2 separate regions of the Mus musculus genome follow, and region 1 is linked to region 2. A link is a loop called in an ENCODE intact Hi-C map of the cell type or tissue named here. Cell type or tissue: gastrocnemius. All regions are shown on one strand. Links, peaks and the distances in the headings refer to the core of each region. The heading gives the core; the rest is flanking DNA.

Region 1 (2,898 bases), core at 145-2,644, 55 kb after region 2:
CTAGTATTTACCTAACCTGCACAAAACCCTAAGTCCCACCCCCAGCACCCCATAGGCTCAGGTGTGGTGGCACACGCCTGTCATCCCAGAATTATAAGGTAGAGACAACAGGATCCTTGAATACAAATGAATATGACATTAGTCTGGGCTATATGATACCCTGTATAAAACAACTCTACATCCTTTCTCCAAAAAAAGCCTTTGGGATTTGCTTAGAATTAAGTTCCTAAATGGCTATCTTTTAGAGAACAAGAAATGAGAATGCATGGGGTGGGGGGTGAGGGGGCGAGGGAAGGTTTCTTTATTGGAGACATGGTCTCTTTACATAGTCCTGGCTGTCCTGGAACTTCCTATATAGATCAGGCTCGCTTCAAACTCACAGAGATAAGCCTGCCTCTGCCTCTTGAATGTTGGGACTAAAGGTGTGCGCCACCACACCAGGTTTTCTTTTTCTTTTTTCCCTTTGGTTAAAGGAAAAGTCTCTCAACTTCTGTTGTAACTCTACAGGAAAGGATCTACAGTGCAGAAAGTGGGGCTTTTTAACCAAGGCTTTGTTTGGTTTTTTTTTTTTGTTTTTTCAAGACAGGGTTTCTCTGTATAGCCCTGGCTGTCCTGGAACTCACTCTGTAGACCAGGCTGGCCTGGAACTCAGAAATCCACCTGCCTCTGCCTCCCAAGTCCTGGGATTAAAGGCGTGGGCCACCACCACCGGCTCATAGTCATTACCTTAACTGGACCTGTCAAAAGCTTCATTGAGCCTGTAACACTTTCTTCCTCCTCCTATCTTCCTGGTGGTTTTGTGGGTTTTGCTTTTTGTTGTTTTTGTTTCCTTTTTTAAAATTATTTATTTATTATATGTAAGTACACTGCAGCTGTCTTCAGACACACCAGAAGAGGGAGTCAGATCTTACGGATGGTTGTGAGCCACCATGTGGTTGCTGGGACTTGAACTCAGGACCTTCAGAAGAGCAGTCGGGTGCTCTTACCCGTTGAGCCATCTCACCAGCCCCCTCCCTTTTTTTTAAAAGACAAAGTCTCACTATGTAGCCTTGGCTTGCCTGCTCCAGGTTGGCCTTGAGCATAGAGATCAGCCTGCTTTTGCCTCCAGAGTACTAGATTAAAGAAAGACATGTGCCACAATGTGTTCTCTCTCTCCCCTCTCTTTCATTCTTTCCTTTCTCTTTCTTTCAACAAGGTCTGATTCTATAGCTCAGGCTCCTTTGGGACTCTATCAATCCAGACTAGCTTCAAACTAATCATCTTGCTTCACCAACCTCCCATCCCCCACCCAGTCCCCGAAATGCTGGGTTTGCGCGCACTACTATGCCTGGCTGATATTTTCATCTTATCTAGTAGAAGAGAAGCTGCCTTTCTTTGTAGGTGGGTAAGGGGGATGGAGGCCTTCAGACCACAGAAAGACCACATCAAAAGCCTAAGACCCTGCCCAGCTGCTCACAGCTGGTGACCAGATGCCAAAGGTTGAGAAGAGCTCAAGACACAGGAACCAAGCAGGGCCTCACAGGGTCTGGATCTGATTCTAATTGAAAGACAAGAGGAATGCCAGAAGCGAACTACCAGTGACACTGAAGACTGCAGCAGACCCAGTGTGAGACCTGGGGGCGGTGGCGGGGGCAAGGTGGGGGGAACCCTAGGACTCTGGCTTGAGCAACCAAGGGGCTGGAGATATGTTTGCCTCTTTGGAGAAAGGTCCATGTTAGATGCTGCGTAGGATACATTGATGGACAGGCAGTCAGGCTTTACAGATCTTTCCTTCCTTGGCCTGGGAAGGGTTTCTAGAGCTCTGAGGAAGAGGCTCCTCTTGGAGAGGTGACAGGCAATAGGAAAGAGGAGGTCTCTAAGCTAGTCACTAGCCGAAGGAAGTGGGGGAAAGGTCAGCCTGAGGGTGCAAAATATTCCGAGAGGCTCCTAAGAAGACCCTAGACCAAGCAGGAAGGCTACAGGCGAAAAGTCCTGCTTCCTGGAGGGTGGGCGCCCCGGGTAGAGAAACCGCGCGGCGGCTTAGAGGAATGGGAGGAAAGAAGCAGGGGTGCAGGCGAGAGAAGGGAGGAGCGTGAGGGGGAGGGGCATCGGGAGAGGAGGGACGTCCGGAGAGGAGGGGCCTCTGGAGAGGTTCAGGCCGCCGAAGGAGAGGTACTAAGACAGTTCTGGAGGGTCAGCCAGCCCATCAGCTCACCTCTAGCGCCTGGCCCAGCTCCAGATCGAAGGTGACCACGCACACACACTCCAGCCAGGCAGAGAAGCGCGCCCAGGGCATCTCCGCGGTCCGCGCCGCGCGGCCGGAGGACGAGGATCTTGTCGCGCCTAGTCCTCCGCCAGCTTGCCGGGGCCCGGGACCCACCGGCACCTCCATGGTAGCAGCTCCAGCGGTACCCGGGCACGTTGCGGAGAAACGCAGGGGTTCACCTGGGCCGCCTCGGAGCAGTCGAGCTGCCGCCGTAGGCCAGAAGGGCCCCGGAGCAGCCGCGCGCCCCCTGGCGCTAGAGGAGCGTCCGCCCTAGAGTGTCGCCTAACGTACCAGCGAGAAAGGCCCCAGCCGGTTAGAAGGGTCTAGAGATGGAGGCGCTTCCCGATAATGGAGATTGCGTGACCCGGGTCGGCCAGTAGGTGGCTAGTGTGGCCCTGCATCTGGCAGAAGAGAAAGGGCGGTTCCTGATGTCATCTCTGCCTGGCGTATGGATTGAGGGACTCTGGGCGTATAGTGGTGTCTACCAGGGGTGTCTGGGCAACATAGAATTATGTTGGGCACCACCCCCCCCCCAGGGGTATCCAACCCGGCCGAGGGTTGTGAGCCTAATGTTTATTTGTGTGTCATCGCTTGTCGCGGACAGCTTTTGTGCTGGACAATCGCCCAAGGTAGTTAAAGACAAACCTCAAAAT
Region 2 (2,898 bases), core at 203-2,702:
TTAGCCACGAGATGTTCATTTTTCCTTGGAGCTATTGACTCTGATGATCCAGGAGGATTGAAACATCAGGACTAGGGCAGCTGTACAGAACAGAAGTGGGAGGGACAGAACTCACAGGTTCAGGAAGAACCATATCTAATAATAATAATAATAATAATAATAATAATAACAACAACAATAACAATAATGTCCCTGGTTGGGAGGAATGCTCTGATGGCTAGCAATGGTGATGCAAGAGGCTTAGGAGTAGCCATATGCAGGTAGGACGGGAAAGGAGATGCCTTCTGTATGGGTGTGAAGAAATACACACCCACAACACTAATGGCGATGCTCTGCTCCGTAAATCCCTTTATCCACAGAGACCCAAGGCTCTGGGATGATAGAGCCAAGGCTGCACACCTCGAGTATCCTGCCTTGCCCTGAATGCCTAGGATCCTGTATGTCTGGAATAGAAGACTCGGGTGGTGGGCAAAGGGAGACTAGGGTAGGGTAAGGAAGTACCCCTTCCAGGAAAACCCTCCTCACACCAACCTGATTGTCCAATCAGGTTTTGGAGTGAGACCTGAGGAATCCTTAGGCCTAGACCATAACCTGACCACTGCCTGGGCTGCGAAGGTAGAGGTGGACCGAAGGTGAAACCAAGCAATTGAAGAAGAGGCTGAAATTGTAGTGTCACCCAGAAAGGGATCTGGGCTCTGCCTCTGCTTTCCTCCTGAAAGTTGTTGAAAGTTTACCCAAGCTGGGAGCTAACTAGGTAGGAGGTACCAGGCCCTTGGAAGCAGAGACTGTGGGCAGGATTTGCAGGGGAGGGCAGGATGAGAAGAGGCCAGCGCACAATATCCGCATCTGGGGCGGGCTTTAGACTCACGTTCTCGTGGCGCATGTGTTTGAGGAGGCGCAACTCTCTGTAGGCGCGCTTGGCAAACAGCTCCGACTGGAAGGGCCGGTACAACTTCTTGATGGCCACCTTGTTGCCAGTGCGGCTGTCTACTGCAGAGCTGCGGGGCGGACGGCTTGGCTAGCGAACCGGCCCCGTAATCGCCAGCTGCCTCCTGCCCTGCCTGCCGCCCCGCCCGGCAAACGCTCACCACACTGCACCATAGGCACCAGAGCCAACGGGCTGCAGGTCTTGGTACACGGCGCGCACCTCCCAGGCCGTTTTGGTCACCTCCTGGCGGTAAAAGCCCTTGCGGGCGGGTGGCGGGGAGCTCATCCCCAGCCGGAGCACCGCGCCCCAGGACCGGACCCGGGATCAGGGGCTCCGCCCGCGCGCCCCGGGTCACTGCGTGGCAGGGCGTACTCCGCGCCGGCTACCCGCCTGCCCGCCTCTGAGATTTTCCTTTGCGGGCTCTTCTCTCGGGGTCGCCACCCTGAACTCTCTATAACCGCCAACTCCCACCCGACCCTTGTCTCTGGCCCGCAAAGTGGTCCCTCCCGGCCCACTGACCAACCGGCCCCCAGGCCCTGAGCACGTGACACCCCCGCCTGCCCTCGGCCCCTGCGGAAACCCGAGGAGGCCTCCGGGGTTGGGCGGAAGGCTTGGAAAGGGGGGGTTGTGGGGGAGAGCTGCTCCATAGCTCAGTCTCGACCTGAGATGAGAGGAGGCGTTGAAACACCCTGGCCAGCCTACACCCTCGCTAGACTTCTTGGCCCTTGGGTCCTAGCAGGTGCCTCTCTTAATTCCAGCCTTTCCTGTCCTCCCAGAACGTCGGACCCATTCTAGGCAACTTGAGACCACCAGGTTCTACTCAAGCCCCAGGTCTGGTCCACCTGCCCATACACCAATCATACCCCATCCCAAATGGTTCCTTTTACTGGCTCAACTCCCCGTCTTTCCCAAGGATGCCCCGCCCCTGGGGCTGATCCGTTCGCCTCCTTCTATATGGAGGAGGGATTTGGTTCAGTCTCCCAAACGTCTCAGGTTGCTTCCCCAGCCCCATTGTTGTGGCCACTGGCTCTCAACTTCCCAGTCTAAGATCCAGAGGGATGGGTCCTATCCTATCGGCCCTTCTAAGACTCCTTCACACCTCTGTTCCACCCACCCCAATCTGGTATGTGGAGTGGCCGCTTCAAGCATTGGACAGGACTGGTCTCTGTGCTTTCCACCTGTTGTCCAGCTTGGTCTTTAAAGCCCAGAATGAGCTAAAAGTGTGCCTGTCCCCGAAAAAAAGGGGGGATCCTTACGTGCTCATTCTCTCTGGGGTCCCGTGTAGACCTGAACCAGGTGCTCCTGGAGGGTCAAGCCAACATCCCTCCCAGAGCTGAGTAACCAAAGTCTGTTCCAGGATCTCACTGGCTTGACCAGTAGTAACAAGATCCCCAGAACCCCCTCTCTCCCCCTCCCTCCAAGCCTGCCTGCCTGCTGCCATGAATCAGCAGCTCAAGGCTAGCCAGAGCAACTTTACACCTGGGCTGCTGCTGGTGATGTGGTACATCCGCAAACTGACAAGAGCGAGCAGGGCAAGCTCAGGGCCAACACTCAAACTACATCTGCCTGGCTCCTGTGACCTCCGTGCCCTGGGAGGCCTCCAGACACCCACCCATACCACCCAAAAAGCTCCCCAGTTCCCCTCCTTTTCTGTAGGGGACTGATCTAGACCAGATTTTGGTACTAGGGCCATGTATTTGGGTTTGCTCCCGCTCCCAATCCCCCAACTTTGGACTTGGCTCTTGCCTTCTAGGTCCACCCCCCCACCCCACCCCCGGCCCCAACCTCCACCGCTGGACCAGTTGCCAGACTCAGATCTCTGGCGGTCCAAGATTCAGGACATAGACATGACACATGAGCTGTATCCTGGGCTAAAGTTGCCTTTTCGCCTTAGTCAGGAAGGAAAGCTATTTCCCATATCCTGTCCAATCCCTGAGGAAGAACAGATCTTTTCTCTAGGGACAATCCCC

Evidence for each region. Hi-C counts contacts between places; a loop is a spot of excess contacts. Peaks named below come from ENCODE experiments on the same cell type or tissue, not always from the same donor. Only the 100,000 strongest peaks of a DNase experiment are listed, where the experiment ranks them.
Region 1: a loop joins it to region 2, with 2.4 times the contacts of the local background. A loop is called at or near these places in 15 of 42 quality-filtered maps.

The regions. Positions count from the first base shown.
Region 1 is chr15:89,194,025-89,196,922 of GRCm38, forward strand. It overlaps Dennd6b (DENN/MADD domain containing 6B), which reads right to left and starts at 2,450. Exons shown (of 20, transcript NM_027081.3): 1 at 2,195-2,450. The coding sequence starts at 2,371. In gastrocnemius, for the core only: no CTCF peak of the experiment used is centred there; DNase peaks (open chromatin) are centred at 1,351, 2,121 and 2,533; H3K4me3 peaks cover 1,298 bases; H3K27ac peaks cover 1,417 bases.
Region 2 is chr15:89,139,260-89,142,157 of GRCm38, forward strand. Mapk12 (mitogen-activated protein kinase 12) reads right to left here and starts at 1,444. Exons shown (of 12, transcript NM_013871.3): 1 at 1,089-1,444; 2 at 869-998. The coding sequence starts at 1,213. In gastrocnemius, for the core only: a CTCF peak has its summit at 1,149; DNase peaks (open chromatin) are centred at 1,096 and 1,433; H3K4me3 peaks cover 2,351 bases; H3K27ac peaks cover 2,500 bases.